2 separate regions of the Mus musculus genome follow, and region 2 is linked to region 1. Evidence: chromatin loops called from intact Hi-C (ENCODE). Cell type or tissue: left cerebral cortex. All regions are shown on one strand. Links, peaks and the distances in the headings refer to the core of each region. The heading gives the core; the rest is flanking DNA. Region 1 holds the start of Gm28802. Region 2 holds the start of Flacc1 (flagellum associated containing coiled-coil domains 1).

What was found. A loop is a pair of places that touch in the nucleus more often than their neighbours do. Peaks named below come from ENCODE experiments on the same cell type or tissue, not always from the same donor. Only the 100,000 strongest peaks of a DNase experiment are listed, where the experiment ranks them.
Region 2: it touches region 1 in a loop (16-fold over the local background); 22 of 42 quality-filtered maps call a loop at or near these places.

What each region holds. Positions count from the first base shown.
Region 1 is chr1:58,894,555-58,902,889 of GRCm38, forward strand. It overlaps Gm28802, which reads right to left and starts at 2,144. Exons shown (of 14, transcript XM_030243918.1): 1 at 1,257-2,144. Trak2 (trafficking protein, kinesin binding 2) reads right to left here. Exons shown (of 16, transcript NM_172406.3): 16 at 5,896-8,335. In left cerebral cortex, for the core only: a CTCF peak has its summit at 3,214 (motif pointing left); a DNase peak (open chromatin) is centred at 3,209.
Region 2 is chr1:58,693,179-58,701,513 of GRCm38, forward strand. It overlaps Flacc1 (flagellum associated containing coiled-coil domains 1), which reads right to left and starts at 2,811. Exons shown (of 15, transcript NM_175370.5): 1 at 2,724-2,811. In left cerebral cortex, for the core only: a CTCF peak has its summit at 4,630 (motif pointing left); a DNase peak (open chromatin) is centred at 4,630.

The DNA of each region.
Region 1 (8,335 bases), core at 50-8,049:
ACCAAAGGCATGCGCCACCACCGCCCGGCCGCAATTCTAAATTTAAAAAAAAAAAAAAAAAGATTTATTCGTATTTGTGTGGGTGTGTTTGACTGTGTGCGTGTAGATCATAAGTGTTCAGGAGCCATGGAAGCCAGAAGCCAGCATTAGCCACTCGGGAGCTGGAGCTACAGGCTGTCGGTCGGGAGCCATTAGATGGGGTTTATGGCAACGAACCTGAGGTTCTCTTGAAGCTCAGCACGCACCCTAATCCCTGGGCCATTTCTCTTGCCTCACAGCTCTACATTTATATCAGTTCACTTACTTATATTTTAACCAGTTTTGTATTGATAAATGTTTGTTTCCTTTTTTCCCATTCTAAACAAAAAAACGCCTTATTATTTATTACTTTTTCTTAAAAAGAAAAGTTCCCTTTGCATCTATGGGAACCATATTCAAAGCATTTAAAATCAGTAATGCAAAGCTATTGAGCCCTTAGAACAGACTTGGGCTCTTAGCAAATCCCGAGGTAGGTCTGAGGGTGTCAGGGTTGAAACTGAGGCAAGGAAGCTGGTAAGGACCACTTTTAGGGCCTTTTGATAATGATCGTTTACTGGTTGGTGAGTTTGCGTGTGCGTGTGTGTGTGTGTGCGCGCATACATGTGTGGATGTGTGTGCTGATATATGTGCGTGCGGGCACGTGTGCAGATGTATGTGCATTCGGGCGTGTGTGCGTGTGTGTGTGTGTGTGTGTGTGTGTGTATGTTTAGACATGTGAGGATATGTGTGCGGATGTATGTACGTGTGTGTGTGTGTGTGTGTGTGTGTGTGTGTGTGTGTGTGTGTGTGTGAGAGTGTGTTCCCTTCTTTTCTTTCCCTGACTTATCTCCCTGGTGTTTCACTCACAGCTGGAAGCTGGCCCTGAGTGAGCAGAGCTTTAGAATGGGTGGGTTTTCAACAAGCGGCTGGAAACTCTTCCTAAGATCTTACTTTAATTCTTTCAAAGATTCATTGGCCTTGTGGTCCCTTCCCAGGTTGAGAGTCTTAAAGAAACCATAATGTTTTAGGGTAAACTCAGGGGTCATTTCTCACCCAATCAAGATGTTTCAGAACTCATGGTTGCTGTGTTTATTCCCAAGTGGTTGAGATGCCAAGGCAGAAATCTCCAGACTGCCTTGAAGACTTGCAAACCCAGCCAGTGACACTTAGAAGGGTTCCTCGGGCATCCACCCCAGGAGCTTCCCTTAGAAGACAGTTCAGTTGTCCCCAGTTATTACCTGAAAGTCCCTTGAGGAGGAATTCACCCTCTAGTTAGTCCTTTGACTGAGCCTGACTTGTGCCCCAGGATGGTTTGTTTCTTTTATCACCATGGAAACCCAATGGTGGCACCTCATTGGCCCAAAGCTCTTTGTTCTTCCCAACAAAATGTTGGGGAAGCAGCCAGTTAAACTGTTAAATCTTCACACTCAAGTCAGATCCTCAACAGCAGGGAATATATATAAGAGCTCCAGTATCAGATGTGAGGCCCTAGAAGCTTAATTTCCACAATAGACTTACTTCGGGACCGCTAGCCTTACTGACACATGGCCAACAGTCCCAGGATTTTTGTAGTTGATTTTAACTTCCTCCGTTTTCTCAGAAACCTAGAACTAACTCTGCAGTGGGCACGTCCTTCTTTGAAGCTCAGACTTTGAGACCTGTGGCAATTCACAGAAACATTAAATTTTTAGCTACCCAAGGTTTCAGTTTTCCCCTAGGCAAAGTTGATCTTGCCAAATCAAAACAAAACTGACAAAACAACCAAACCAAAAGAGTGCTGGCTTATTCATTTTAATTTTACTACAACTCACTAAAAGACACACATTTTATACTGAAGATTCACAAACAATACTCTATTGTTTGCTATTCTGTTTTTCTTTTATAAATCAAGACTGATTGCAATCCATTAGATTGGCGTCCTGATCCTTTGATGGTTCACACTTCATAGTTTACAAAAGCTGGAAGTTCACAAGCCTCCTATATCCTCTGAATGCCAGTGCAGCTAGGCACGGGGTGCGACCTCAGTCCTGTGCTCAGTGGAGCAGAAAGAAAGGCTAATGGACAGACAAGAGCTGATAAATGTTACCTTAAGAGACTCAATTTGAGGCAGATTTCTGAGTTCAAGGCCAGCCTGGTCTACAGAGTGAGTTCCAGGGCAGCCAGGGCTAAACAGAGAAACCCTGTCTCAAAAAACCAGAGAGAGAGAGAGAGAGAGAGAGAGAGAGAGAGAGAGAGAGAGAGAGAGAGAGAGAGAGAGACTCAATTGCCTTTCTGCTCTCTGGCATCAACAAGAACTTCAACCAGAGAAGGAATCTGACTAGATTTACATGTAAGATAAACCATGGTGACCAAGCCATGGTACGAGACAGAGAATCCATGTAGAAATATCTTAGAGGCCTGATGAGCCTTAGATGTGGGCCAGCAGTGGCGATGACCAGAAGACAACACAGGCTGGGACGTGAGAGGGAGGGAAGGAGAGGCATTCAACTCCTGAGTCTCCAACTCCAGTGGCTGAACTGCTGTTAGTGCAGCTCACTGGTTGGACTATGTTGGGGATGAACAGATTTGAGAAGAGACTGTCCATTCTGTTTTGGACATTCGGAGGCCCCAAGGGGACACCTGACTGGTGATGTCTACTGGAGAATTTATTAGAAGTCCCATAAGTTCAAAGAAGACTCTAAAACCAGATTTAGTGATTGATTGAGGGAGTGGGTGAACATGTAGGGGACAGTGACATGTAAGACAACCTGGAGGCAGTGTGGTCAGTGAGTGAGAGGACTCAGCCCCAGGCCTGCTAACTGGCTTCTCTTATGCCATTAACACGAGGACAATAGATAGTGAAGGAAACTCCAGATGCTCGCTCACCTCAGGCATCGATCAACCTGTTAGCACCACTTCAGTTGTGGTGATCAGATAGAGGCAGGCTCTGTCACCCACTGAGCTACATGCCCAGCACTAATGCCATATTGAGATATCGGTACCTTCTACCCCAAACACCCACACCCCAATATACTCCAGCCTCAACACAGTTACACTTTTGTCAGCTACAAAACAACAGACGGGGCAGAAATTGAAGACTTTCAAAGGGAAGTAGTAGTCATGGTGTCTTTCCTCAAGGCATGGAGGGAACAAGGGCTTAGCATTCTAGTAGGTCCGCCCTTGCTATCAGTCTCGGTTTGTGTGATGTTGCTGCCCTCCTGAGGTAGCAAATGCTATGAGCCTTGAGCAGCCAGGAGCTTTGCATTTAAAGTGTGACTGTATTTGCTGACTGTGTGAATGGACCCAAGAGGAAGAGTGTTCTCTTCAAAGGAGTGCAAAGATCTCCAGGGCACTCAGCTGCCATTGGCTGCTTTTTGACTTTTGAGTTCTGACTTTAGGATGCTGTGCTAACCCTCTTGGACTCTCAGCTGCACCCGAAAGTTCCAACCAAGGAGCTGCAGAAGTGTGAAAGCTCATGCTCCTGTGATCACACCCAGAGGGACCACAGTTGGAGTTTCACTCCTCCATCTTCCCCACCTCACTCCCGACACAGCACAGGGAGGTTTTGGACAGACAGTCCCACATCGGTCTCCCAAATGCTGGGCTCACAGGCATCACCACAACTGGCACTTCCCTTCTTAAGAGGAAGGCTGACAGAGTTTGTGCTTAGAGGGTTTGTGCTTTGTGTTGGCAGCAGGCAGGTCGGTGACAGAGACCACTAGGGCACGCAGGAGGGACTGGCAGTGCAGAGGAAGGGGAGCTGTGCAGATGCAAGTGTCCCACGACTTTTCTCTTTCTGCTTTCTTCTTTTAATACTTTAATTTCTAATTGCACTTGCTAAAATTTATGGCCTATTATCAATAATGTCTGCACGTGATGTGACTATTTTGTTCCTTAATAATTTAGTGATTTCAGTGAAGTAAAAAAATTAAGTTTTGTGAAATAATATTTGAGTTTATGTATTTTGCACTAACACCACATTCTTTGTCACACTTTGTGTGCTGAAAATTTTTTTTTTAGCTATTGCTGGTGACACCTCTTGCCAGCCTGTTTTGAGAGTTTTTTAAATTTGAAACTGTTGTGGCATTCGGTCCTTCATATAAAACAATGAGGAAACACAATACGATGCTAGGATGCTAGCAGATATCAAACAATACAGTGAAGACAGAAGCCAAGGTGATGCTCAAAGCCTCCAATCTTTTTTGGGGGGTTTTTGAATGCATGGAATGTTGACTCATACTTGTTAAAGAAAACACAAAGATACTGAGACTGTTACCAACATCTTATGTCAAAAAGTAGAGTTTTAGCCCAGCATGGAGGTGCATGCCTTTATTTCCAGCCCTCAGGAGGCAGGAGTAGGTGGATCTCTGAGAATTCAAGGCCAATATAGTATACAAAGCAAGTTTCAAGTCAGTCAGGCCAGAAACCCTGTCTCAAAAAACACACACACTCGCTCTCTCTCTCTCCGCGCGCGCGCGCGCACACACACACACACACACACACACACACACACACACACAATATAGTTTCATCAAAATATAGTTTCATTCTTTGTTTTTTTTTTTTTTTTTTTTTTTTTTAAGCATACTCTCAATTTTCCAATTTTGCCAATGAAGACTCAGAAGCCACATGCTGGGGTGAGAGCCTGCTAGCTCAGAGAGGCAGAGAAAGCACCCAGCTGACCTTCCTCCTCAGCCCATTTCCTAGCAGAAACCCTTACTTTTTAGGCCACCTCCAAAAAATCCCCCTTCAGACTGAATATACCTCCCTTCTAATTCCTGTGTGCCTCTCTCTATCATCCTCCTGACTCCCTCTTACTCTGTTTTTTTTTTTTTTTTCTTAATAATCCTATGTTCAAGTCCTGTCACTGGTTGCTTGCTCTGCCTCTTGACCTCTGGCTGGCTTTATTTAATGCTGTTTACAATATTCAAGCAGAAAGCTCTTGGATTAAAGGTGTGTGCTAGGGCTGAGCCACAGCAGAGTAAAAAGAGATTTTTTTCCAGTAAATAACACAATCTCAGGGTTCACAGTGTGATCAAATATCCTACAACAATACTTCATTCTCAAAACGACCATAATTCAGTATGGATATTAATCTTAAAAATACAGGAGGGTATATATTGTTTATTGTTTGTTTGCTTTTGAGGGTTTCTGGGGGCAGGGAAACACAAGCTGAGCTGTTGTGGAAATTGCAGATGAGGCTAGTCTTAAACTCAGAGATCCACCTGCCTCTGCCTCCTGAGAGCTGAGATATAGCTCAATGGTGGGGCACTTGCCTACATACAAGTGGGGCCCTCAATTCAACCCCAGTACCACAATCAGAACAAACAATACAAAAACAAACTTATAAGGGAGATTACAAGGATACTGAAAGATCTTTTCTATTGATTCCAATACTTAGAAACAATTTCTAAATAGTCATGCGATCAGAAAAGTGTGAACGATTGGAAAGAATCGCTTCATCTTCTGAATGTGTGAACATTTACTATCTGCTTAGCAATGACTTCATGGTTGGCTGGTGTGGTTCTGGTATGGGGCTACTGTGCCACATAGTCATGGTGTAGTCTAGTTCTAGCAAGACTCGGAAGGGCTGGCAAGGGGTTCAGTAGGGAAAGGCACTTGATGCCAAGCCGGACCACCTCAACTCCTTACCCAGAAGCCACGTGGCTCAAGTCAAGAACTGACTCCTGAAAATTGTCTCTGATGCTCAACTTCATCCCCGTATTAATAAAAATCTTAAAAGAAAAATCTATAAATTATTAGATCTGTTTATTACTCAACTGTCAATGCTTTTTTCATATTAGTTCAACAAAATCGAGGATGTTTCCTTATAAAAATCAACAAAAAGACTCTGCTGGATTGTGTAGGGTTGAAACAAAAATCACAAGGAGACACAGGACAATTTAAGAAGCCTCATGTTTATTAACTGATTTACATTTTATTATCTGATTTACAATTGATAAAGCAAAGGAAGGTGCATAAAGAGTGACTTGACAAAGTTGTGTTCCAGATATGACACAATAGCATTTTCCTGGAGCCCCCGGGATCCCATGCCTAGGGCCACACTTGGCAGTGGACTAGTGTGCATGCCTGCAGTACACTACAAGCACAGGTCTGTACACACCTGACAGCAGACAAGGCCCCAGACGGACAACCCTAACTCCAGATGTCAAGCTGATGTGAGAACCACCCACTACTAATTATGCACTAGGGGCTTGGAATACTGTGTAAAATGTGCCTTCAACAGATGGTAGGCTCTAGTGAGCTTCTCTAACATCTTCTCCTGGCAGTCTGATCACTTATGTCAGACCAAGGGCAAGCACAAGACTAAAAAATAAAACCCACTTAACTACCAATGGCTATTTACATAAGATTTTGGATCTTCAAAAATTCAGGGCAATTTTAATTCTGAGCTCAAGGAGACTCTCTGAATAGGTAACAGGCTACTTGAAAGTACCTGAGAAATCATCACAGAAAATCTTGAAGGAAAAAACAGTTGAGTTTTCCCAGGCAAGCATGAAAGTACATACCAGCTGACTCTGAATGATAACAAAAACAAAACGAGAACAGTTAAGAGTCCTGTGGAGGAAGAACTTACTGGAAAGTTCCAGTTCTTGTTATATTTTGCAGATAGTCCCATGGAACAGATTCTCAGGCTGTACCCAAATCATCTTAGGTGGAAACTGAAAGTCAGCAAGGCCCAGCTTTAGACAGGATTCATTTCAGCGACAAACATGCACAGGTACAATTTGTTCTGACAGAACATCAGGATCAATTTAATTTTCAAAAACGTAAGTTTGGCTTTCTTTAATTGGCCATATTCATCTGGCTTCCAAGGCAAAACTCTGCTTCCAGTGGCCACTTAGGCACTGACAGAAGGACAGAATTATTGTCACCACAGAACTCCACAATCTCTAACTCAGTAGTGTGGTTTCTGTCCTTTGTGTAAACCTGGTTATTTAACATTTTACTGGCCCCTTAGCCCCAGGCTTCCCTACTCTGTGCTGTTCCTTCCTTAGAAGCTGTAACTGTCCAAGTAGCAGGAAGAGTCCTTTTTTCAGGAACCAAGGCAAAGCTTTAAGGTCCTGCTGAGGGAGGTGGTACTCAGTTATTTATAGACTAGAAACGCAAATGCTGTTTTTAAAACAGGAATTGGAATATTTAGGAAATTTAACCAGTAGAATTCTTGCTAATGCCCGCTTGCCTGCTTCAGGCAGGGTCACTCACTAACCCAGAGTCGTTCATAAATGTGTGCATGTGTGCGATGAACTGTTGACAGCAGCTAGTCTGGACGAAGGGGCTGAAGGTGGCGAAGGGAGGGACATCTCTCTCCACCCTTTGCTTCTGAAAAATTTAGAAAAGTTGTATTAAAGATTCTAGAAATATAGAAAACTCATATGCTCTTACCACTGTGTGGAGGCTGGCTTTTCTAACCCTCTGAGAGCATCTCTTCTTGGGGAGGAGGCTCAAGAGAGAAAGGCAAAACTCCCTGGCAGAAAAGAATTTCTCTGAAGCAAAATATTTGCAAGTTAAGCACCAAAGGACCAAGTAAAGGACCTTCTGCCTTGACAAACAAAACCAACAGTTGCCCCTTATCTCCTCCCCAGGTGCTTGAACAACCCCACGGAGACAAAGCCATGTCAGCTGCAGAGGCAGACCATGGCCTGCCACCTCAGAGCACAGATCTGCCCCCCTCCCCCCCCAACAGCGTGAGGCCTGCACCACAGGCTGAAGGCCTAAACCCCAGCCTCAGGCCTCACTTGCTTTTCAGCTTGTTAAAGAAATCAGAGGAAAAGAAGTCTTGGCTCTCCCATAAACAAACACCCTTCTCTACTTCTGCAGATACCAAGAGACAGGCAGGTGCTTTAATGTACACAAGGAAAACAATAAAATCTAACAAAAACACACTTTCAAAGCAAGCACCTGGGTTTTACTTCAGTTTATAATTTAATGTGCCTGAGAATTTTTGTGCAAATACATGTCATCTTTCATTAAAAATATGCATAGCACACTTTGGAAAAAGTTAGTTACAACTAACTTTTCTTTAAAAATTTAAATATATAAATATACAACATAATCTACTGCCTACTGACTGATTGCACTTCTGGTTTAAACCCTTCTGGCATCCAAGGAAAACGGAGAAACACACAATCGTGTTTGCATTCCTGGGCCACCGTATTGTTCAGAAGAAATATCCTAAAAAATGTTTTTGATTCGAATTTACCCCTTTTTCCCTCTTAAATCCCTCCAAGTCCACTCATATTGTTATTTTACATTTTTTTGTTGTGTTGTACAAAAATACAAGCTTAAAAAAACTGAAGATTTAGTAATCATAAAT
Region 2 (8,335 bases), core at 213-8,212, 200 kb before region 1:
CACACGCACGCATGCACGCGCACACACACCTGTACATAGAGAAAGAGACTTTGTAGCTCAGGTACTAAAAACTGAAAATTAGGTCAGAATGCTAGAACTTTGTTTCCTGTTCCCCTCATGACACCTGTTATGAAAATTTTGGGGGTTCTTTGAAATCAGGTAGGCCTGACTTTACACATTAGACATGGGAACGTAGGAAGCCTGCTCTTTTGAGCTTATAAAATTAAACATTGTTTTATTTAAAATTTAAAGTTGGGCTGGAGAGATGGCTCAGTGGTTAAGAGCACTGACTGCTCTTCAGCAGGTCCTGAGTTCAAATCCCAGCAACCACATGGTGGCTCACAACCATCTGTAATGAGATCTGATGCCCTTTTCTGGTGCATCTGAAGACAGCTACAGTGTACTTAGATGTAATAATAATAAGTAAATCTTAGAAAAAAATAAAATTTAAAGTTAAATGAGCACCTTTAAAAGTCTAGCTTGAGCTGCTCCGGGCTGGGTTGCATTGCTCTGAACATTTACTAAGAACCATGTTCTCAGCCCTGTGCATGGAAAGGAATCCCATGAACTACATGGCTTTTACATATAGAAAAACTCTCTCTTTTTAAAAGAACATAGGTTTATTTGTATGTATGTGTATATTAACTTGAAATCAGCTTGTTACAGAGACAGTCATTACAGAAAAGATTAAGGAAGTGAAAAACATCAAAAATACAAAATCCAGAGATGACTAGTGAGAATACTTGAGTGTATGCCTTCCAGAATTTTCTGCATTCTAAAGAAACAGACTTACATAATTTCCTATAAACAGGAACAAACTATATTTACATCCTGGATATATTTTTTAAGATAATACCACGAGTTCCTATTATGTAAAAGATGTCATCATTTTTAAATGTAAGGTTTTTTTTTTACAATCAAGAAATATAAAAGAGGGCTGGTGAGATGGCTCAGTGGGTAAGAGCACCCGACTGCTCTTCCGAAGGTCTGGAGTTCAAATCCCAGCAACCACATGGTGGCTCACAACCATCCGTAATGAGATCTGACTCCCTCTTCTGGAGTGTCTGAAGACAGCTACAGTGTACTTACATATAATAAATAAATAAATAAATAAATAAATAAATAAAATAAAAATAAATAAAAAAAAAGAAATATAAAAGTATTCCAAATGTAGAGAAAGAGTAAAGTAAGCTCACCTATCCCCTAGATTCAACAATGTCAGTGTGACTAATCTTGCTTGTCTATACCCCTCCCCCACTGCATTTTACTCCTCCAGCATCGTATTATCTTAAAGCAAAATTTAAACAACCTTTCAAGTAAGTCTGGGATATGTTTCTGTATCATTGCAATTCTAAATTTTTTTTTTTTTTTTGTCTTTTTGAGACAGGGTTTCTCTGTACAGCCCTGGCTGTCCTGGAACTCACTTTGTAGACCAGGCTGGCCTTGAACTCAGAAATCTGCCTGTCTCTGCCTCCCAAGTGCTGGGATCAAAGGCATGCGCCACCACCGCCCGGCTGCAATTCTAAATTAAAAAAAAAAAAAAGCTTTATTCGTATTTGTGTGTGTGTGTTTGACTGTGTGCGTGTAGATCATAAGTGTTCAGGAGCCATGGAAGCCAGAAGCCAGCATTAGCCACTCGGGAGCTGGAGCTACAGGCTGTCGGGAGCCATTAGATGGGGTTTATGGCAACGAACCTGAGGTTCTCTTGAAGCTCAGCACGCACCCTAATCCCTGGGCCATTTCTCTTGCCTCACAACTCTACATTTATATCAGTTCACTTACTTATATTTTAACCAGTTTTGTATTGATAAATGTTTGTTTCCTTTTTTCCCATTCTAAACAAAAAAACGCCTTATTATTTATTACTTTTTCTTAAAAAGAAAAGTTCCCTTTGCATCTATGGGAACCATATTCAAAGCATTTAAAATCAGTAATGCAAAGCTATTGAGCCCTTAGAACAGACTTGGGCTCTTAGCAAATCCCGAGGTAGGTCTGAGGGTGTCAGGGTTGAAACTGAGGCAAGGAAGCTGGTAAGGACCACTTTTAGGGCCTTTTGATAATGATCGTTTACTGGTTGGTGAGTTTGCGTGTGCGTGTGTGTGTGTGCGCGCATACATGTGTGGATGTGTGTGCTGATATATGTGCGTGCGGGCACGTGTGCAGATGTATGTGCATTCGGGCGTGTGTGTGTGCGTGTGTGTGTGTGTGTGTGTGTGTGTGTGCGTGTGTGAGTGTGTGTGTGTGTGTATGTTTAGACATGTGAGGATATGTGTGTGGATGTATGTGCGTGTGGGCACGTGTGTGTGTTCCCTTCTTTTCTTCCCCTGTCTTATCTCCCTGGTGTTTCACTCACAGCCGGAAGTTGTCGCTGAGTGAGCAGAGCTTTAGAAAGGGTGGGTTTTCAACAAGCGGCTGGAAACTCTTCCCAAGATCTTACTTTAATTCTTTCAAAGATTCATTGGCCTTGTGGTCCCTTCCCAGGTTGTGAGTCTTAAAGAAACCATAATGTTTTAGGGAAACTCAGGGGTCATTTCTCACCCAATCAAGGTGTTTCAGAACTCATGGTTGCTGTGTTTATTCCCAAGTGGTTGAGATGCCAAGGCAGAAATCTCCAGACTGCCTTGAAGACTTGCAAACCCAGCCAGTGGTGTTTAGAAGGGTTCCGCGGCCATCCACCCCAGGAGCTTCCCTTAGAAGACAGTTCAGTTGTCCCCAGTTATTACCTGAAAGTCCCTTGAGGAGGAATTCACCCTCTAGCTAGTCCTTTGACTGAGCCTGACTTGTGCCCCAGGATGGTTTGTTTCTTTTATCACTATGGAAACCCAATGGCGGCACCTCATTGGCCCAAAGCTCTCTGTTCTTCCCAACAGAATGTTGGGGAAGCAGCCAGTTAAACTGTTAAATCTTCACACTCAAGTCAGATCCTCAACAGCAGGGAATACATATAAGAGTTCCAGTATCACATGTGAGGCCCTAGAAGCTTAATTTCCACAACAGTAGACTTACTGCGGGACCACTAGGCTTTATGGACACATGGCCACAGTTCCTGGATTTTTGTAGTTGATTTTAACTTCCTCCGTTTTTCAGAAACCTAGAACTAACTACAGTGGGCACTTCCTTCTTTGAAGCTCAGCCTTTGAGACCTGTGGCAATCCACAGAAACGATGAAATTTTTAGCTACCTGTGCGGTTTTAGTTTTCCCCTAGGCGAAGTTGATCTTGCTAAATAAAGCAAAACAAAAAAGACAAAACAACCAAACCAAAAAAGTGCTGGCTTATTCATTTAATTTTAATACAACTCACTAAAAGACACACATTTTATACTGAAGGTTCACAAACAATACTCTATTGTTTACTATTCTGTTTTTCTTTTATAAATCAAGACTGATTGTAATCCATTAGATTGGCTTCCTGGTCCTGTGATGGTTCACACTTCATAGTTTACAAAAGCTGGAAGTTCACAAGCCTCCTGTATCCTCTGAATGCCAGTGCAGCTAGGCACGGGGTGCGACCTCAGTCCTGTGCTCAGTGGAGCAGAAAGAAAGGCTAATGGACAGAGAAGAGCTGAAAAATGTTACCTTAAGAGACTCAATTGCAGGCAGATTTCTGAGTTCAAGGCCAGCCTGGTCTACAGAGTGAGTTCCAGGGCAGCCAGGGCTAAACAGAGAAACCCTGTCTCAAAAAACCAGAGAGAGAGAGAGAACAAGAACTTCAACCAGAGAAGTTATCTGACTAGATTTACATGTAAGATAGACCATGTCAACCAAAGCAAAGAAACAGGAGGAAGAGCCGTAGTATGAGACAGAGAAACCATGTAGAAATATCTTAGAGGCCTGATGAGCCTTAGATGTGGGCCAGCAGTGGCGATGACCAGAAGACAACACAGGCTGGGACGTGAGAGGGAGGGAAGGAGAGGCATTCAACTCCTGAGTCTCCAACTCCAGTGGCTGAACTGCTGTTAGTGCAGCTCACTGGTTGGACTATGTTGGGGATGAACAGATTTGAGAAGAGACTGTCCATTCTGTTTTGGACATTCGGAGGCCCCAAGGGGACACCTGACTGGTGATGTCTACTGGAGAATTTATCAGAAGTCCCATACGTTCAAAGACGACTCTAAAAACGGATTTAGTGATTGATTGAGGGAGTGGGTGAACATGTAGGCGACTGTGACGTGTAAGACAACCTGGAGGCAGTGTGGTCAGTAAGTGAGAGGACTCAGCCACAGGCCTGCTAACTGGCTTCTCTTATGCCATTAACACGAGGACAATAGATGGTGAAGGAAACTCCAGATGCTTGCTCACCTCAGGCATACATCAACCTGTTAGCGTCAGTTCAGTTGTTTCCCTGTGGTGGTCAGATAGAGGCAGGCTCTGTCACCCACTGAGCTACATGCCCAGCACTAATGCCATATTGAGATATCGGTACCTTCTACCCCAAACACCCACACCCCAATATACTCCAGCCTCAATACAGTTACACTTTTGTCAGCGCCAAAACAGCAGATGGGGCATGAAGTGAAGGCTTTCAAAGGGAAGTGGTATTCATGGTGTCTTTCCTCAAGGCATGGAGGGAACAAGGGCTAGCATTTTAGTAGGTTGGCCCTTGCTATCAGTCTTGGTTTGTGTGATGTTGCTGCCCTCCTGAGGTAGCAAATGCTATGAGCCTTGAGCAGCCAGGAGCTTTGCATTTAAAGTGTGACTGTATTTGCTGACTGTGTGAATGGACCCAAGAGGAAGAGTGTTCTCTTCAGAGGTGTGCAAAGATCTCCAGGGCACTCAGCTGCCACTGGCTGCTTTTTTTGTTTGTTTTTTTGTTTTGTTTTGTTTTTCGAGACAGGGTTTCTCTGTGTAACCCTGGCTGTCCTGGAACTCACTTTGTAGACCAGGCAGGCCTCGAACTCAGAAATCTGCCTGCCTCCCGAGTGCTGGGATTAAAGGTGTGTGCCACAACGCCCGGCTTTGCTTTTTGACTTTTGAGTTCTGACTTTAGGATGCTGTGCTAACCCTCTTGGACTCTCAGCTGCACCCGAAAGTTCCAACCAAGGAGCTGCAGAAATGTGAAAGCTCGTGCTCCTGTGATCACACCCAGAGGGACCACAGTTGGAGTTTCACTCCTCCATCTTCTCCACCTCACTCCCGACACAGCACAGGGAGGTTTTGGACAGACAGTCCCACATCGGTCTCCCAAATGTTGGGCTCACAGGCATCACCACAACTGGCACTTCCCTTCTTAAGAGGAAGGCTGACAGAGTTTGTATGCTTAGAGGGTTTGTGCTTTGTGTTGGCAGCAGGCAGGTCAGTGACAGAGACCACTAGGGCACGCAGGAGGGACTGGCAGTGCAGAGGAAGGGGAGCTGTGCAGATGCAAGTGTCCCACGACTTTTCTCTTTCTGCTCTTTCTTCTTTTAATGCTTTAATTTCTAATTGTACTTGCTAAAATTTATGGCCTATTATCAATAATGTCTGCACGTGATGTGACTATTTTGTTCCTTAATAATTTAGTGATTTCAGTGAAGTAAAAAAAATTAAGTTTTGTGAAATAATATTTGAGTTTATGTATTTTGCACTAACACCACATTCTTTGGCACACTTTGCGTGCTGAAAAAAAATTTTTTAGCTAATGCTGTTGACACCACTTGCCAGCCTGTTTAGAGAGTTTTTTAAATTTGAAACTGTTGTGGCATTCGGTCCTTCATATAAAACAATGAGAAAACAATACAATGCAAAGATGCTTGCAGATGTCAAACTTAATACAGTGAAGACAGAAGCCAAGTCGACGCCCAAAGCCTCCAATCTTTCTGGGTTTTTGGATGCATGGAATGTTGACTCATACTTAATTGTTAAAGAAAACACAAAGATAGTGAGACTGTTACCAACATCTTATGTCAAAAAGTAGAGTTTTAGCCCAGCATGGAGGTGCATGCCTTTATTTCCAGCCCTCACGAGGCAGGAGTAGGTGGATCTCTGAGAGTTCAAGGCCAATATAATCTACAAAGCAAGTTTCAAGCCAGTCAGGCCAGGAACCCTGTCTCAAAAAACATACACTCCTGCGCAGACACACACACAAAATATAGTTTCATACTTTGTTGTTTTTTAAACAAAATTTCAATTGTCCAATTTTGCCAATGAAGACTCAGAAGCCAGATGCTGGGGTGAGAGCCTGCAAGCTCAGAGAGGCAGAGAAAGCACCCAGCTGACCTTCTTTCTCAGCCCGTGTCCTGGCAGGAACCCTTACTTCTTAGGCCACAATTACTGTGCCGTGCTCCTTTGGATCCTGAAGCTGCCTTAGAGAAGTTTAGAGCCCTGCCTGTGAGCCTTTAGAAGTTTGGAGGAAACTCCCTGATGTCACATATTTGATTGACCCTGAAAGGTTGTCCTGTAACATGAAGAGCACATTTAAATAAAACAAGGTTCTAAATCAAGTATATTTTAAAAAGAAAGAAAAAAAAAGAATAAAAAATCTGCTTGACAAAGGAGAATGGACAGAACCAGCATTTAAAAGGCAAACAAAGAGAAATTGGAAAGAAAAATCCAGAAGATAGGGAGGGTCCCAGGAATCAACATCAGTCAATCAACCAGGCACGGTGACACATGGCTTTAATCCCTAATATATAATTAATTAATATGCTATTAATTATACACAATTATGAAACACATGCTCATAGTGTGTAATGATCAATTCAGAGTAGTTAGAAAATTCATCATCTTAAAATTTTACCATTACATTTAATTATTTATTCATTTTTGTGTAGAATTTAGGTCCAGTTTGATCTGTTACTATGTGTTATAATGCTAAATACTGGCCTCCATGGTCTCCTTGCCCCCAGGGGTGAATAGATCCTTGCATATACCAAGTGATGCTATGTAACCTTGACTCCAAGTTCTCCCTGACTGGTGAATAAAGATGCCTATAGACTGTAGCTGGGCAGAAGACATGGAAGGGGGACTTTGTTTGCCAGGCTTTGGGCCTAAGGCAGAGACCACACCCGAGAAGGGAGGGAGATAAGGAGAGCAGAGAAGGCACTGTGTGAAAACATGGCCACGAGGGCTGACTAGTTGGAGTTAAGAGAGTCCCAGACAGAACATGGCAAGTTATAACTCGGGGTTATTGACAGGGAAGTAGACAAAATAGCACAGAGGGTTGATATCTGCCCAGCTCTAGTGCTGTTAAGGCTTATTATAAACAAAAAGGTTTTTTGTCTTTTCTCTGGGAACTGAATGAACAAAGGTGTTAATTACTATTAGTCAATTAATCAATGAACTGATTGATAATAAAACAACACATCATTTATAATTTCATCAACTGATAATTAATACCCATGAATGATAATTAATAAAAATCAATTAATATTAACTACATTTTTGGTGTTTCAAGACAAGGTTAATCTGTGTAATATCTCTGGCTGCCCTGGACTCACTTTGTAGGCCAGGCTGGCCTCAACTTACAGAGATCTGCAACCTGAGTGCTGGGATCAAAGGTGTGAGCCACCACACCTGGATACCTTTAAAACTTTTAAGAATATAAAAAAAATTCTATCTTTTGGTGGCCTATCTGGGTTTCTGTCGCAGTGATAAGGAACGTGGCCAGAAGTAACTTGAGGGAAGATAGTCTTTACTTCCTCTTACAACTCCCAGGTCACAGTCCACCATGGGGAAGACAGGACAGGAAGTCAGGGAAGGAATGAGATAAACAGAACCCACAGGTAAAGAAACAGAGTGATGCTGTTTGTTGGTTTGCTCCCTATGGCTTGTTCAGCCTGCTTTCTGAGCACTTGGGCTACTTCCCCATGGGGAGCACCGCCCACAGTGAGCTGACCCTTCCACACCCATCGTTAATTAAGGAAATATCCCACAGATTTGCCTACAGGCCAGCCTGATGGAGACATTTTATCACTTGAAGTTCCTCCTTCCCAGATGTTCCTGGCTTGTGCCAAGTTGACAAAAACTATCTGGCACATTTGGCTATTCGAAATAGATAGTAAATTATTGGTAATTGTAGCCTTCCTACCATGCCATGGAATATCAAAGCTGATTCCTCTTATCTAACCATATTTTTGTTACCATACTGTCCTTTCTATCCCCTCATCTTCATCATGCATGCATATTATTTAGTTTCATTTTTAATAGTGCTGGGGTGCTCATACATCCTAGCAAGTGCTCCAACAGTAAGCTATAGTCCCAGCCTCCATTCACAAAGTTTAGAAGTTTATCCCCTACATCCTTTCCATTCATAACAAGACAATCCTAAAGTCATTAAGGAACAATGGGGACATGAGGCAGAGGGGCTGTGTGGTGGGGAGTTCCAGTGCCCAGGAGGCTGAGAAGATAGTCAAGCAG